2 separate regions of the Homo sapiens genome follow, and region 1 is linked to region 2. A link is an interaction called in ENCODE POLR2A ChIA-PET data of the cell type or tissue named here. Cell type or tissue: HCT116. All regions are shown on one strand. Links, peaks and the distances in the headings refer to the core of each region. The heading gives the core; the rest is flanking DNA.

Evidence for each region. Peaks named below come from ENCODE experiments on the same cell type or tissue, not always from the same donor. Only the 100,000 strongest peaks of a DNase experiment are listed, where the experiment ranks them.
Region 1: POLR2A ChIA-PET joins it to region 2 with 5 read pairs; 2 of 35 experiments call an interaction of 5 or more read pairs at or near these places.

Annotation. Positions count from the first base shown.
Region 1 is chr19:35,372,219-35,377,533 of GRCh38, reverse strand. GPR42 (G protein-coupled receptor 42) reads right to left here. Exons shown (of 2, transcript NM_001348195.2): 2 at 4,572-5,315. The coding sequence ends at 5,134. Among named protein-coding and RNA genes, the nearest start is that of GPR42, 3.8 kb to the right of the region's middle. In HCT116, for the core only: no CTCF peak of the experiment used is centred there; a DNase peak (open chromatin) is centred at 2,363; H3K27me3 peaks cover 452 bases.
Region 2 is chr19:35,635,601-35,640,966 of GRCh38, reverse strand. It overlaps RBM42 (RNA binding motif protein 42), which reads right to left. Exons shown (of 10, transcript NM_024321.5): 9 at 3,615-3,809; 10 at 3,282-3,525. The coding sequence ends at 3,413. Among named protein-coding and RNA genes, the nearest start is that of ETV2, 3.5 kb to the left of the region's middle. In HCT116, for the core only: no CTCF peak of the experiment used is centred there; no DNase peak of the experiment used is centred there.

The sequences.
Region 1 (5,315 bases), core at 316-5,315, 260 kb after region 2:
CTGGTCTTGAGCTTCTGACCTCAGGTGATCTGCCTGCCTCAGCCTCCCAAAGTGCTGGGATTACAGGTGTGAGCCACCGCACCCAGCCATGTTGATCAGCTTTCATTCCTTCTATCCCATCTTTTCTCTGGAATGTGATCCCAGCAACATTTTCCCAGAACACAGGCTGCTGCTTTGATATTTTGATTTGCCTCCATATGAATGGCTTTTCAGAACTGGCCTCAGAGGAAAGTCAGAAGGCTTCCCACAGATGTTAATGAAGTTTTGGGAACCACAACCACCAGTATCTCTTGGGGACTTTTTACTGTTGTTTTCTAAACCAGAAGAGTCATGTCCTCAGAGAGGAAGGTCAAAAGTTGAGCACCTTCTCACACTATTCTCCCCCAATAAAAACCTCTGTCTCCTACTTGTAATTCCCAGAAACGGTGGTCTCACTTTTCTTCCAGGTGTCTTTGAGCTTTTATCGATGCTCAGCTTCATTTTTTTGGAAGAGTCCCGCAACTTATTTTGTAGACTCCCAGGCTTCTTGCTCTCCTTGTCTGGTCTTTGTTTCCCTTCTGATGTAGGGCAGATGAGCCCTAAATAGGGGTTTAGCCTGGGAAGGTTCTTGGCTTTGCCCAGAACCCAGAATTTATTTATTTAATTTTTAAATTTTTATTTTTTTTTTGAGATGGTGTGTCACTCTGTCACCCAGACTGGAGCGCAGTGGTGTAATTTTAGCTCACTACAACCTCCGCCTCCTGGGTTCAAGCAATTATCCTGCCTCAGCCTCCTGAGTAGCTGGGATTACACGTGCGGGCCACTACGCCTGGCTAAATTTTGTATTTTTTAGTAGGGACTGGGTTTCACCAAGTTGCCCAGGCTGGTCTCGAACTCCTGATCACAAATGATCTGCCTGCCTCAGCCTCCCAAAGTGCTGGGATTACAGGTGTGAGCCACTGCACCCAGCTCACCCAGGAAAGAATTTAAAGGCTAGCCAGTGGTAGAAGAAAGTGGTTTTATTAAAGTGATGGTGGTATAGTTCTGGCAGTGCAACAGCTCTGTGACTGCCCCTGCAGAGCAGGGCTACCCCATAGCAATGTGCTAAGAGTAGCCGCTTAGGGCAGTTTTGCATTCATATTTATATCTATTTTTCATTACATGCAGATTAAGGGGCGGTTAATGCCCAAAGTTTTAGAAAAAGGGTGGTAATTACCAGCTGTTGCTATGACCATGGTAAACTGACAGGGGACACTGGTGGGCATGTCCTATGGGAAGTCGCTTAAGCTCCGTCCTTGTTTCCCTGTTTTAGCTAGTCCTCAATTTGGTCCAGTGTCTGAGCCCCACCTCCAAAGTCAAGTCCAGCCTCCTACCTCCCTTCCACCTCCGCCGGCCCTGACCAGGTCTATGTCTGCCCCCTCCCAGCTGAACCCAGTTGAAGCCGGCTGACGGATCCTGTCTTGCAGCACAGCTTCCCATGCCCCACCAGGCATATGCACAGCCTGAGAGGCCACTTACTGCACTCTCTAGTGGATACATGTTTAACTCATAAAAAGGCACTGGCATCCTGTCTCCCAGTGGGGAATTCCTGCTCTCTCTCCTGTCTGCCACTGCCACTGGTTTACTGAGTAGTCTGAGCGTACTGGGCTCAAGCCTGCAATGGTCTCACTGCCTTCCATGGGATGGATTGAACCATCTTTGTCAGTTTCTTAGGTGGCTTCCAAAGGTTTCTGGTCACGCTTGGTGATTTATACATTTCTTTCTTTTCTTTTCCTTTCTTTCTCTCTTTCTTTCTCTCTCTTTCCCTTCCTTCCTTCCTTCCTTTCTTTCTTTTTTCTTTCCTCTCTTTCCTTTTTCTTTTTTTTCTTTCAGGGTCTTGCTCTGTTACCCAGGCTGGAGTGCAGTGGTACAATCACGGCTCACTGTAGCCTCGACCTCCTCCTGGGCTCAAGCGATCTTCCCGCACTCTTGGTGATTTACTCATTTCTTTTCTTTTCTTTTCTTCCTTTCCTTTCCTTTCTTTCCTCTTTCTTTCTTTCTCTTTCTTTCTTTCTTTCTTTCTTTCTTTCTTTCTTTCTTTCTTTCTTTCTTTCCTTCTTTCCTTTTCTTTCTTTCTCTCTTTCTTTCTTCCTTTCTTCTTTCCTTTTTTTTTTTTTTTCAGGGTCTTGCTCTGTTACCCAGGCTGGAGTGCAGTGGTACAATCACGGCTCACTGTAGCCTCGACCTCCTGGGTTCAAGCGATCTTCCTGCCTCAGCCTCATGAGCAGCTGGGACTATGGGCACATGCCACTATGCCCGACTAACTTTTTTTCTTAGATTACGGAGTCTTGCTTCAAGCAGTCCTCCCACTTCAGCCTCTCAAGGCACTGAGATTACAGGCGTGAGTCATCGCACCCAACCAACACTGGGTGATTTAAAATTTCTTGTTTCCTCTCACTCCCCTGTAAGCTGAGACTTGACCTATGGCCTCAGGAAGCTGTAGCCGAGATGGGTTGAATCTTCCCTTCCTCTTGTCCTTCTGGGTTGACCTGCCCTTGGTTTCGGTGAAGGAGGATCTCTCCTTCTAAAAAAGTTTCTCTTGTAAACCTTTAAAAACTTGTTTTGCTAATTAACAAAAGGATATTGCTAAGAAACCTTGTTCTCAAAAGTCAAAGATAGTCAGAAACTTAGCTGCATGAGATCATGAGTAAGAAAGGAACATATACTTCTGCTTAGAGGATCAGAGTCTCTGACACAGAGATGCAACCTTGATTTTCAACCCACCAGAGCTTCAGATAAGGAGTTTTCCAATACGAAGTTCTACCTTTATCTTTGCTTGGTATTTTCCAGAGAAACAGGACCTTGAGTAATCTTCCTGGCCTCCATCTAACACTGGCCTCTTTCCACACATCCCTGCTTTGTGTTGAGCCTATCACACACCTCTTCATCTAAATTCACGCTACTCTTAGCTCAAATTCGATGATAACTGGGTCTCTTCTCTTGTACGAGACCTCACACTTCTTCCGTAGTGTGATCTCCATTCCTGCAGCAAGGTCCTCAGCCTAATTTTGTTGGGCTACAGTTCTGTGAGACAGGCTCTATCAGTATATTAGATGGGACCATTTCTGCAGCTCAGACATTCTCAGCAGCAGCAATGTTGATCCCAAATAGGTGAAAACTAGTTCTTGGGGAACAACAACAACAAAAAATCTCACAATGGTTTGTGGCTTTCTTTTCCTTCTTTTCTTTCTTTCTTTCTTTCTCTCTCTTTCTTTCCTTCTTTCTCTCTTTCTTTCTTTCTCTCTCTTTCCTTCTTTCTTTCTTTCCTTCCTTCTTTCTTTCTCTCTCTCTCTCTTTCCTTCTTTCTCTCTTTCTTTCTCTCTTTCTTTCTTTCCTTCCTTCTTTCTTTCTTTCTCTCTCTCTCTTTCTTTCCTTCTTTCTCTCTTTCTTTCTTTCTCTCTTTCCTTCCTTCTTTCTTTTCCTTCCTTCCTTCCTTCCTTCCTTCCTTCCTTCCTTCCTTCCTTCCTTCCTTCCTTCCTTCCTTCTGTTTTTTGAGACAGAGTCTCACTCTGTCACCCAGGCTGGAGTGCAGTGGTGTAATCTCGGCTCACTGCAACCTCTGCCTCCTGGCCTCAAGTGATTGTCCTGCCTCAGCCTCCCAAGAAGCTGGGTTTACAGGTGCATGCTGCCATATGCGGCTAATATTTGTACTTTTAGTAGAGACAAAGTTTCACCATGTTGGCCAGGCTGGTCTCAAACTCCTGACCTCAAGTGATTCTCTTGCCTCGGCATCCCAAAGTGCTGGGATTATAGGCATGAGCCACTGCGCCCAGCCAGTTTCTGTCTTTGTAAAGGGCCACAACACATAAACCGACAGTGTGTTGGTTGCACTGAAATTGCATAAGCAGGCAGAGGAATGTGCTGTGTAGGAAAGATGTATATCCAAAGAGGCTTCTGAAGGGGACAAGGATGTAAAAAGTTGAAGAGATCCTGCATTAGCTAAGATCGAGGAGCATCGGGTGCCCACTGTGAGTCACCTGCCCAATCATTGACTCCAAGTATCGTAATCTATACTTTTCAAGAAGTCTTCTTTACTGGGGAGAGGATGCACTCACACAGATACTCACTGTGCTTTGCATTTACTTCTGTTCCTTATCACAGCCTGTTTGCATTTGTCCTGCTCAGACAGCCTCATCTGACTGGGCCAGGTGACCACAGGTGACACACAGATGGAGAACAGCAGAGTGGCTTAGGGGCATGGGTGTCAGAGTCAACTGACACCAGCTTCTGGTCCCACTTCAATCGCCCACCAGCTATGGGATCTCGGGTAGGAGATGTCACCTCTCTGGGCCACTCCTTCATCTGAAACTGGGGATAATGCTGGTACCTCTCACAGGGCTATTGAGAGATAGAAGGAGATGATGTGTCAGGCCAAGTCCTTTAGACAGGGCAGCTGTTATTTTCATCCCTGCAAGCCAGATCCTCTCCCAGCATCCAGGCATCCTGGTGTTTGGCCCTTTTCCTCCAGAGTCTGGTGTTTTCTCCTTCCATCCACCAGTCCCACCCGGCCCAAGCACACCACCAGAACAAAACAGGAGAAGAAGGAAACACTGTTCTCTTTTGCTTGCTTCCACATTTATTTGGGTAATTTTTCTTCTGTCATTGTTCATAAATGTCTCTGATGATCCACATTTATTGAGCAATGGGAACTTTCTGGAAAAGGCACTGTGGGAGCAGAATGCGGCCTCATCCCTGGAGCCCTGTCTCCCCCGCTCCTGACTCGCTGGCTGGGAGCAGCTCTGAGGATGGGGTTCTCCCCTCTCCTGCCCCTGCCACTCACTGGGCAGCCCCCTCAGACCTGGGCACTGCTCTTAGCTCCTCTGCCACCCTCAAGAAAACACAGGAGCTGCCTGCTGCTATGAGGACCTCATTGTTCTCCAGAGCAGCCTCTCACCCTGACCCCTTCCCAGAGCCCAATCCATAGTGTGTGGGTGGATGGGGATGGAGGTGAGATCGAGAGCTGGGCTTTAGCGCGCATACCCTTAGGGAGGCTAGATGTCTACTCTGCCCCCAAGCCCCATCGGGCCCCAGCTCGCCACTCCAAGTCCCTCCTGGCGTGAGCGAGGAAGCGCCCTGAGGATGACACGCCAGCTACACCCTCCTCCCCCGGAGGACCTAGTTTTCAGCACAGGCCACCTGGCCACCAGTTCCACAGCCCTGTGAGTGTTCACTGGTCTTTCTTTCAGCTGGTCGGTCCGCTCTCTGCTCCTCCCCTCCCTTCTGCTCCTTCAGCTCCATGCTGCTCTCCTGCTGCCACTGGCCCCAGAGCCCACACAACCTCCTCAGCAGCTCATGAA
Region 2 (5,366 bases), core at 87-5,086:
CATGCCATTGCACTCCAGCCTGGGGAACAAGAGCGAAACTTCATCTCAAAAAAAGAAACAACAAAAAAAAAGTCTGTAACTTGCTCAAATAATTCAGCAAAAAACAACAAAAAACCACAGCTATACATGTAACATATACATACATACATGAAATATTTAGGACATACCTAAACTATAAAATTGTTCACGTAAAATTCAATAACTGGGTGTCCTATATATATATAAAATATTTTTCGAGATGGAGTCTCACTCTGTCGCCCAGGCTGGAGTGCAGTGGTGCGATCTCAGCTCACTGCAACCTCTGCCTCCCGGGTTCAAGCAATTCTGGTGCCTCAGCCTTCCAAGTAGCTGGGATTACAGGCAAGCACCACCATGCCCGGCTAATTTTTTGCATTTTTAGTAGAGATGGGGTTTTGCCATGTTGGCCAGGCTGGTCTCGAACTCCTGACCTCAAGTGATCCACTTGCCTCGGTCTCCCAAAGTGCTGGGATTACAGGCGTGAGCCACCATGCCTAGGCTAATTTTTGCATTTTTAGTAGAGATGGGGTTTTGCCATGTTGGCCAGGCTGGTCTCAAACTCCTGGCCTCAAGCTATCCACCTGCCTTAGCCTTAGTGCTGTAATTAGAAGCATGAGCCACCACCGTGCCCAGCCATCCTGCTGTATTTTAATAAGTATGTAATATTTACCATTAAAAATAACTTTTGCATATCGGCATCTTCCAGTCCCCAGCCCAGCCTCTTGATCATTAACTACTTGCCGTTCTGGAGAGCGGGTGGCATTGCTCCTCCTTCCATTTTACAGTAAAGTAAACCGGGGGTCCCATGGAGTGGGAGTGGGACTGGGATTGGAATCAGTGTGGGGTAAGCCACAGAGCCCTGGAGCATCACTGGTCCCTCTATCCGTCCAGCGCGGAGGCCTGAAGGGAGTCCTGGCTTCCCATCCTTGAAGCTGGCCTCTTGTCTGTCTCTCCATGTCTCTCTGCCCTCTTTCTTCAGGTTGGCATATCTAAAGCTGGGTCTCTGTTGCCACGGGCCTGACTCCAGTGAGGCTTTGTCACCTGGTCTCTTCTGACATCTCTGTCCCTCCCCATCTGTCTTTGAGTGTTCCTATCTCATCTCCTTGTCCGTCTCCATCTGTCTCTTGGTTTTCTCCCCGTCCCCCTTCCCACTGCACAGTCTCTGATGGTTCTCATCTCTGCCTCTGAGCCTCCTGCTCACAGCGCCATCTCTACCTCTGCTTGCCACATTCTATGTGTGTGTGTCTCTTCTTGTTCTCAGGAAGACTTGTGTGCATTAAAAAAAAAGATAAACATTTAGGGGGTACAAGTGCAGATTCCTTACTGGATATATGTCAGTATATCCAGTATACTGGCCTGGGCCTTTAGTGCACCCGAATGGTGAGCAACGTACCCAACTGGTAACTGTTCAGCTTCCCCCACGCTCCCACCTTTTGGAGTCTGCAGTGCCTGTTACCCCACTCTGCATGTCCACGTGTACCTGCTGTTCTGCTCCCACTTGGAAGTGAGAATCACATGCATTTGGAAGCGTCCTTTCTGGAGCCATCCTCTCTTCCCATCTCCTCCCGTGACCCTATGCTTGCTGTCAGTACAAGGGGGGTCAGGGGTAGAAAAGACTAGTGATGGGGGGAAGGGGCTTTGAGGATCCTGGGGCTGGGTGGTCTGGCCCAGGTGGCAGGGGGCTAAAGGGCACTTCCTGCCAGGGAGGCTCTCACCCTCTGACCAGACTGGAAAATGTGACGTCAGAGAGGGGGCAGTAAGGCGGGGAAGACAGGAACAGGAGAAATTCGACACCTCTCCTGGGGGACCTCGGTCCCTGAGAGGCCTTGGTATTGTCCATCCCCCGACTTATGCCCCACAAAGTCCTGCCCAACCTGCTCCCTCCTAATGGAGGGTTCCGATGGCTGTGTCCCTGGGAGACCCTCCACTCCTCCCCATACTCAAACCTGCCATCTCCCTCCTCTGGCCCAGTCCCTGCCCCAGCCTTCTAGACTTCCAGCCACAGTGGTGGTCGCAGGGCGTTTTTTTTTTTTTTTTTTTGAGACAGAATCTCACTCTGTCACTAAGGCTGGAGTGCAGTGGCGCGATCTCAGCTCACTGCAACCTCCTTTTACCAGGTTCAAGCGATTCTCCTGCCTCAGCCCTCCCAAGTAGCTGGGACTACATGTGCCCGCCACCACGCCCAACTAATTTTTGTATTTTTCAGTAGGCACAGGGTTTCACTATGTTGGCCAGGCTGGTCTCGAACTCGTGACCTCAAGTGATCTGCCTGCCTCCCAAAGTGCTGGGATTACAGGCGTGCGCCACCGCACCCAGCCGGTCACAGGGCCCTTTCTACAGCGCACATCTGTGCTGCCCAGGACCTTGCTGCTGCTTGAATTTTCTCAGCTTTTTGGGGCTTGCTGCTGCCTTCTGCGTAAAGCTTAAGCCCTCAGCCTGGCATTCAAGGCCCTGCACAGACACCTCTTCAGACAGGCAGAGGCCAGCTTGGAGCTGGGAAGAGAGGGGAACAGACCCCAAGTCTCTGTTCTCTCTATCTGTGGGTCTCTCCTCCTTTTTCATTTCCCAGCTCCAAGGGAGAGAACAGAGACCAACAGGGATATAGAAGCTTAGAGACAAGAAATGGAGGGGTACCCACAGAGACAGAGATAGAGGTGCCCACCGAGACTTAGAGCATGGTGAGCTGGCTGGGCATGGCAGACTGGAGAAGCTGGAAAGCCCCAGAGGAGACTTGGGGGTGGACGGTTCCTTCAGGAAGGGCCCCCTCACCCACAGGTCAGCGCCCCCATCCTGCCCTGACCACTCTGGGCTCTTATCGTCAGGGCACCGGGCCTATTTTCTGCACTGGACCTTGAGCTCTAACGGTGCAGGGCCCAGGACTTTTAGTCACCATTGTGTCCTCAAGCACTGTTCAGACCCTTGGTGAGAGTCTGCTGGATGGAAGAGGGCCTAGAAGCCTGTGAGCTCCAGAAGGGAAGGGCCTAGATCTCCTACCTTGGTGCTGAGAACACAGGAAGTAGCCAGGACACGGGGATGGGCCTCAGCTTGGCTTCACCCTTGCCATTGGCCCCCCTTTCTCCTCTGGAATAAGCAGCACTCAGCATGTGTGGAAGAGGTTTGAAGAGGGAATGGGTGCGCAGGAAGGGCTCAGAAGCCCCCGCCTGGGTGTTTGCCTGGGTAAACTCTCAAGGCTCCCCGCCATTTCCAGCTGTGGGGAAGCCAAGCCCTGCTCCCCACAGCGTGCTTCCATGCCCAGCCAGGGGTGGAAATGAACGTAAATTTATTGAAACTGGTTTTGGGGCAGGGGATGGGTGGACAGCTGGGGGTTTTCCAAAGAGAACTGAGGGAGGAGCCAGCGCCCGGCCAGGTGGGAGCGGGTGCCTGGCCACAGACCCTATCTCAGGCCCAGCTTCTTCTTTTCCTTCTGCTTCTTGCGGACCACGTCCAGATTCCGGTCCTTCCACATGCTCTTGCGAAGCTTGATGGGGCGCGAGCCCACATACTTCCCTGTGGAGACAGAGGGTTCAAGGCAGGCTCGGGTCAGGCTTAGGCCAGCGCCTGCCGCGCCTGCAGTTCCCAGGGGAGGCCGCACCCACCATTCATCTCACGCATGGCGCGCACGTAGTCGCTGGGGTCCTTGAAGCTGACGAAGCCGTAGCCCTTGGTCTTGCCTGTGCGCTTGTCACGGATCACCTTGGCCTTAAGGAAGGATGGGAAGCGGCTGAAGGCGCGTGCCAAGATGTCATCGTTCACCTCATTGCCCAGATCCCCACAGAAGATCCGGAAGTCATCTGGGGATGGGGAAGAGATGACATCAGAGGATGCAGAGGCCTTGCCCAGTGTCTACCTTGTCTGAACGATCCCACCTTTTCGGAGGTATCTAGTCTCTGCCTAGGGACCTCTTAGTAATAATGGTCAACACCTACTGACCCTGCGCCAGGAGCTCTGCTGGCACCTGGAGGGGTGTTTCCATTTCTGGCACTCCCAACCATGCTTTTACACTGAGGCACAGAGAGGTGAAGTCACTGCCCACAGTGACACAAGCAGGAAGCGGCAGAGCTAAGACAAGAGCTCAGGCATCTGGCTCCAGTCCTTACTTTTAACCTTGAACTGCACTGCCCTCCCCACCCCAGGGCCACCTCACTCATTCCTGTAGTAACACCCTTAACTCTGCCCTAGCCCTGGCCTTTCCTCTGAGCCTTGGTGTCCCTTGGTCCCCTGGACCCCTGTCACCCACTGGCTGCCCGTCATGGCACCTCAGGAACATGGGCTTCATCTTTCCTCAGCCCTGCTTCCTTGGCAAGGCCTGCCCTAACTCCCCCTTGAGACCTGGACATGCTGCCTGCTCCTCCGCCATGGCTGCACCCAGCTGACATTCTCATGCTGCCTCTGAGTTGGGCCTGTGCTTCCACTGAACATGCTCTGTCCCAATGAATCCCTGTCCCCACAAGGGAGGGGATGAGGAATATGAGGCTTAAAAGGCTAAGTGAGCCAAGCACAGTGGCTCACGCCTGTGATCCCAGCACTTTGGGAGGCTGAGGCAGGTGGATGACTTGAGCTCAAGAGTTCAAGACCAGCCTGACCAACATGGTGAAACTCCATCTCTACTAAACAATACAAAAATTAGCTGGGTGTGGTGGTGGGTGCCTGTAATCCCAGCTACTCGGAAGGCTGAGGTGGGAGAATTGCTTCAACCCAGGAGGCGGAGGCTGCAGTGAGCCAAGATTACACCACTGCACTCCAACCTGGGTGACAGTGCGAGACTCTGTCTCAAAAAAAAGAAAAAAAAAAAAAACAAAAGAAGAAACAAAACAAAACCAGGCTAAGTGACTTGCCCAAGGTCACAGAGCTAGGGTCTTCTCTGGGCCAGGTAGACGGTCCCAGGAGAGGGGGTGGAAGTCAAACACTGAAGCAGGAGGGGTCCATCTCCTTCCTCAGCCATTGCACGGCTGCCCCATGGCGTCTGTGATATGGGACACTCTAAGCACAAGTTAGGCAATGCCAGGAGCAAACAACCGGACAAACTCAGAAGGTGGGACATCATACATGACAACTGCCCTGGACACTTCAAAAAATATGTACAAAACAAAGAGGCAGGAAAGAGACCGTTCTTATTAAGATATAATCGAGGCTGGGCGTGGTGGCTTATGCCTGTAATCCCAGCACTTTGGAAGGCTGAGGCAGGCGGATCACAAGGTCAGGAGTTCGAGACCAGCCTGGCCAGCATGGTGAAACCCCGTCTCTACTAAAAATACCAAAAATTAGCCAAGCATGGTCGTGCGCGCCTGTAGTCCCAGCTATTCGGGAGGCTGAGGCAGGAGAATTACTTGACCCTGGCAGGTGGAGGT